Regions from separate parts of the Homo sapiens genome. Here region 1 is linked to region 2. The links are chromatin contacts, found by Hi-C in ENCODE. All regions are on one chromosome and are shown on one strand. Each heading gives the region's core, a stretch centred on a gene start or an enhancer-like site at or near the end of the contact. The rest is flanking DNA. Distances are from core to core; before and after follow the strand shown.

What was found. A loop is a pair of places that touch in the nucleus more often than their neighbours do. Pooled maps may share reads with other maps.
Region 1: a map with no recorded cell type shows a loop between it and region 2 (15-fold over the local background). The contact joins the promoter of SKAP2 here to the promoter of TRA2A in region 2. A Hi-C loop is called at or near these places in 2 of 37 single-sample maps with no recorded cell type and 7 of 50 pooled maps.

What each region holds. Positions count from the first base shown.
Region 1 is chr7:26,862,855-26,865,849 of GRCh38, forward strand. SKAP2 (src kinase associated phosphoprotein 2) reads right to left here and starts at 1,736. Exons shown (of 13, transcript NM_003930.5): 1 at 1,509-1,736. The coding sequence starts at 1,575. RefSeq lists an enhancer at 1,974-2,303.
Region 2 is chr7:23,530,459-23,533,502 of GRCh38, forward strand. TRA2A (transformer 2 alpha homolog) reads right to left here and starts at 1,523. Exons shown (of 8, transcript NM_013293.5): 1 at 1,331-1,523. The coding sequence starts at 1,366. RefSeq lists enhancers at 581-1,151, 1,152-1,721, 1,263-1,312, 1,333-1,382, 1,393-1,612 and 3 more.

The DNA.
Region 1 (2,995 bases), core at 486-2,985, 3.3 Mb after region 2:
GAATATCCTGAAAATGGTTTCATCTATTTTTGGAATAATGATAAACATTTTTCTGCGCTGGTTATTACAATAATATTCTGAACAAACAATTCCAGCATTGTAAAAACAAAAAATGTTAAGTGTAGTAAAACAAAATCAGTAGTCATGTGATGCAATAAAGCTGCCTGAAGTCAGTCTTTAGACTTCTTTAACTATTTCCCTTAGTGGTACCCGTTAATGACAACAAGCATTTCTTAGAGTGAAAGACTATCCCACCACAAATGCATTCAACATACTGTACCATAATCATACAAACATAAGTCTACATTCATACACTTAATATTACACTACCATATTAATAATGCCAAGCACCAAAATTGAATGACAGAATATTAGGAGATTTGGACTCACATTGCTATAGGAGTAACATATAAAATGTGTCATCAAATGTCACATTTTAGATGACATTGCTTTTTAAGAGCTAGAATAAGCAATCTGTAATCTAGTTATTCATAAGCAATACTGAGAGATAAATATTTTATAGACATCTAAAACTAAAAATCAAAATTCAGTTTCCAGAATTCTGACGTACACAAGACAAAATAAATGATGGTTGAAATTCCAGAACATTGAGATAGGTAAGATTTGTGCTACCTTAAAAACATATATTTTCTACCTTGTACAGAAATATAAATTATTGGTTCTTAGTGAACATACACACCTCCGTATCCAGTAAATTAATGAACTAGTAGTGGATTCATAATGCTACTGAAGAACCACGTTTTTAGCTCCTAAAATAAGTTCCTATAAATGGTAATGTAAAACTGAAAAAGGGAAGATAAGGGTACAAAGATGAAGTACTTTCATCGTGTCACACAGGAAGTAGAACTTTAACATATCCTTCCTTTTTTGCTTTAATATATTACTGAGGCTGGGGACAAGTGGCCATTTGAGAACCAGACCTTCTTCAAAAGTCTTAAACGTGAGTGAGCTGAATGTTTAAGAAAAACGGGAGTTTTAGAAATGACAAACTCTTTCACCCCATAACCCCTAACACCTGTGGCTCTGACAGCTCTTTGCATCTCTACATCCTCTACCTCCATTGGCCAGACCACCCAAGAACTACTTATTTGACTTCTGCTCCCTTCTGCTTGCTCACGCAGCATTCATTATCATTATCATTCTCTCTCCCTCTTCCACTCTTCCTCCCCCGCCCTTCTGTCACACACACACACACACACACACACACACCGTCTTCACAATGCACATAGAAACGTCCTGATCCCATTTGTGTAGATCACCAAAAAGGGCTTCGCCACCATCCCCGCACCAAATTTCAACACACACGTCCACTCCCTTTCTGAGACAAAACAACCCCTCTCCTCTCCTCCCTGTGCCGACCCCACTGGCTAGAAGACGTGGGAAGCGCGGGGAGGGAGGATAAGGGCTCTGAATGCTTCTGTCCCCACCGGCTCACCGTTCCCTCGCCCCCGCCCCGACAGCATTATCGCCGCCTTCCCGCTCTTTACCTGCCAACAGGTTCCTAATTTCCTCAGGGAGGGGGTAGGGAGAGGAGGTGCTGCTGGGGTTGGGCATGTTAGGGAGCGCAGGGCGTGCGGGGAAAGGACCTGCGCTGAAAAGGTGACCGACGGGGTGGGGCTGCGGCTGCGACCTAGACTCAGGCTAGCGGCCCGGATTAAGAACAGCGGGGCTACGAGTCGGGACACTGCCGGGCCGGGGCTCACAACAAGGAAGTCACTGAATCTCCAGCGAGCTGCAGCTGGACTGTCGGCCCAGCCCCGCCCAGAGGGCCGGGGCGGGGAGATGGGTGGGAAGGGACACGAAGGGCCTGAGGGGTCCAACTGCGCATGTGTATTCCTCGGTTTTCCCGGCCCCAGAAGAAAGAGCCTGTGGGCAAGCCACGCCCACCGCTACGCCGGGAAGCAGGAGGAGGAGCCACTGGTGGGAAGGGGGCGGACTGAGGCTGCGTCACCTGATGCTGCGTCACCTGATCCAGCGTCCGGAGCGCCTTACAGCCATTTTCGGTACTGGTGCCATCACAACTGCTGATCGTTTCTGCAGGATTCCAGAAAATAATGTATCCATGATACAGAGTGTATACAAGTTTTGCGATTACGCCTTCTGCGTAACAGTCAGTCCCACCGCAGTTTAACCCACAAGGAATTTTCTCTTGTCCTAAACTATTATGGCCTTCTTTGTCCGATTGAACGGAGGTAACGAAGTCTCGTCTTCCGCCAGTCGTCCGGGCGAAGCCAGTCTGGAGCCGCTCCGGAGCGCGCGTTGTGATTGGCTCTTACATTACTTTTCTACCTAATTCGTATCCTTGGGGTGACAGATTTTCCCCACTACAAGGAAGACTGGGAAGTTCTAAGCACCGTCCTTTGGCAGGAAAAAACAAACAAAACAAAACAAAAAAACAGAAGGCCGAATAGACATTGGCACCACTGTCCATCTACAAGCATCAAAAATAAAATTGCTGGTGGTGGTTAGTAGAATAAAATTATAAAATCTGCTCACTCCAACTTGACCATTTAGTCAACAAATACTTACTGTCTTCTATCTGTAAAGCTTCTTAAAAGTTTTCTCTTTTAAAAAAAATGGCTTCTTTAAAACCTTTAACAGGCATACATCTTTGTGCTTCCCAGATATTGCATTTTTTAACAAATTGAAGGTTTGTGGCAACCCTGCATCAAGCAAATCTGTGGGCGCCATTTTTCCAAAAGCATGTGCTCAGTTCATGTCTCTGTCACATTTTGGTGATTCTAACAATATTTCAAACTTTTTCATTATTATTGTATATGTTATGGTGATCTTTGAAGTTACTATTATAATTACTTTGGGACATCACAAACAGCACCCATATAAGACAGCGACTGTAATCCATAAATGTGTGTGTTCTGACTGCTCTACCAACCCTATACCTTCCTCCATATCTCTCCCTCTCTTGGGCCTCCCCATTCCTTGAGACACAACAATATTGACATTAAGCCAATTA
Region 2 (3,044 bases), core at 273-2,772:
AATTCGCCCTTCAGCACACACACCTCAGGTGTTTTTATGTGCTTCCCCTAGTGACTAGAATAAACATCTACACAACAGCCCGGAACGTGTTGCATGGGGCTTTTGTTTTCTTTCCAGGGTTTCACACGAACTCACTTCTACTAACTCACTTCTACAATTCCCTATGTAGGGTAAACTTTGGAAATGAAACTCACTGACAAACGTTCCAGTACATTTAAGCTGGGGATATCGTATTCTTTGTGATGTTTGTATTTCTCCGACCCCAAATATATTAATAAAAACTTTTTTCTGAGCCCTCTTCGGTGGGGGATAGAGTGAGAAGAGAAATGGGAGAGGGCCTGTTAATTTTCAGGTCATCTTTTAAGTTACAGAACAGTATATACTGACTAGTTATCTTAAAAATACTGAGCCAATGAATTCGTTCAGCTATGTAAGATTAAAGAAAGACAGATTTTTTTTTTTTTACCGTAAAAACCTGTAAAGGAGTGGTCAGTTTTTAGATGAAAGGTCATAGGAAGAAGAGCATTAAAAGTTGAGATATAAAGAAGAGAAAAAACCCAACATCGAGGAATTAGAAAAATAAGGCGTGACAGCATTTCCACATTCATTTCGAAGTGAAAGGAAAGTCGAAGGGACATTAAGGGAAAAGGGCTCCTTGCGTAGTTTCCCCTCACAGCTCTCGTCTTAAGAACGCTTAAGGGTCGGTGCGGTCGTTGACTAACCACTTCATTAGGCTCGTCCCACCTTCAACCTCAAGGCTTTCGCCTTTTTAGACGCAACGCCGCCGGTTCCAACAGAGACGCGGCCGCTCACTGAAATAGAGAGCCAAGGAGACACAGGCCCCAGCTAGTCCCACGCCAGCTTCTCCCCGCCCGGAAAGCAGCCCCGCGCACTTTCGATCCCGAGACCCTCTACGATGCTCGGGGTCGCCAGAAATGCCACCGCAGGAAGCACCTACCACTATCCGGACGGAGGGGAGCTCCCTGCCGCCTCCTCCCGCCCAACCGCGACGGGGACCCACACCTCGGAGCAGACATAAGGAAGCCTCAGGGGTGGGGAGAAGGGAGGAAGCAATGCGGGGGCGGGGAGGGAAGAGGACCCAGAAGTCCAGGTATCAGTCAGCCTCCAAAAAAGGGGGAGGGGTGTTATCCGTGGTGTTTGGGGAAGGAGTGGAACCCAGAAGCCATCTTGGGATGGGAGGAATCAATCGCGATGGCTCCAGAGGTTGCTCCTCGCGGGACTACCCGCAACCCCGCCCGACCGCGCTTGTTCCCGTGAAACCCCGAGCATTGGGCCGCCGCCTAGACGGCTCCCGCGGCTTTGTACTCACTCTGCCCTCGAAGTTGTTTTCCTCCACATCACTCATGTCGACGAGGCGCTCCCCAGAACTAAATAAGAGACAAGTCTCGGCTCGAGGGCCGATGGCCTAATTAACCCGCTGACTGGACCGTGGGGAAGAGGAAAGAGTCGGCAACCACAGCCGCTCCACTCCACTCCCACTCGGTCGCAGGCTCCAGCAAAATGGCGCCGGCGCCGCCAGAAATCTCCTGGCCTCCTCAGAGCACGACGTAAAGGGGGCGGGCGTCTCTGTGACGTCACGAGGCTCCACCTCCCGCGAGGCTTTGTGTCGGCTGGGCCTGGAGCGAGGGTGGAGGTTGGCGGGCGGCCTGCGCTCTCAACCTGGGCGCCTTGGAATCGCGGTCCCGTGCTGTCCTCCAAACTTCAGACTCACCTCGGACGCGTCAACCTCTTTGAAGACTTTTCAGTCGCCAGATGAGCCTTATATGACCTTAGCCCCTTTAAATATTGTCCAAGTGGATTCTGATGTAAGGGAACAAAACATTGGAAGCGTTTTTTTATGTTTGTTTATTTTTTGAGTCAGGGTCTCGCTCTGTCACCCAAGCTGAAGTGCAGTGAAGCGATCACTGCTCACCACAGCCTCAAACTCCCGGGCTCAGACGATCCTCCCACCTCAGGCTCCCGCGCGCGCCACCACGCCCGGCTAATTTTTTTCTTTTTTGGGACGGAGTCTCACTCTGTTGCCCAGGCTGAAGTGCAGTGGCGCTATCTAGGTTCATTGCAACCTCCACCTCGCAGGTTCAAGCAATTCTCCTGCCTCAGCCTCCCCAGTAGCTGGGATTACAGGCATGCACCACCACGCCCGGCTAATTTTTGTATTTTTAGCAGAGACGGGGGTTTCACCATGTTGGACAGGCTGGTCTCAAACTCCTGACCTCAGGTGATTTGCCCGCCTGGGCCTCTCAAAGTGCTGAGATTGCAAGGGTGAACCACCGTACCCGGCCCACCCGGCTAATTTTTGTGTGTTTTGCAGAGATGGGGTTTTGACATGCTGCCCAGGCTGGTCTCGAATTTGTGGACTCAAGCGATCTGCTCGCCTCGGCCTCCCAAAGTGCTGAGATTACAGGCCTGAGCCACCGCGCCCGGCTGGAATCGTGTATATATAACAGGCTTTTGGGGGGCACGTTGTCAGCTGACTGTATTACTTTTCTTCCATATTTGCCCTGTGTAATGTCGACGTAGTACATGCACAGATGAGGTTATGATGCAAAGCCGCTGCTCCTTGCCTCGTGTCCCTGCTCCAGTTCCCCCTCCTAGAGACAGCCGTGTAGTTTTTTTTTTATAATGCTTAGCTCCCTACTAGTTTTTTTGACTTAGATATTTCCATAAAGCTTCACAGTGAAGACCTCCCAAATCTGTCAACTTGGTTCCCAATCATAGTAATAATCTCTGAGATGAGTTTTACTTGTGTAATGCAACTTTAAAAATTAGTTTCATCTTAAATTTTTTTCCTACAGTGCTTTGTAGTAAAAAGATTGACATAGACTTTCAACTATAGTTCTATGGTAGGAAAGTTCATCTGGCATTATTATGAAGATTGCTACCACTGGGGGCAAGATTTCAGCATTTGAATGTCAGTTATTGATAGGGATAAACTTAAATGACATCTGGCTCTTAGAAAAGATGTTGAACTTGGCTGGGTGTGGTGGCTGACGCCTGTAATCCCAGTACTTTGGAGACCCTAG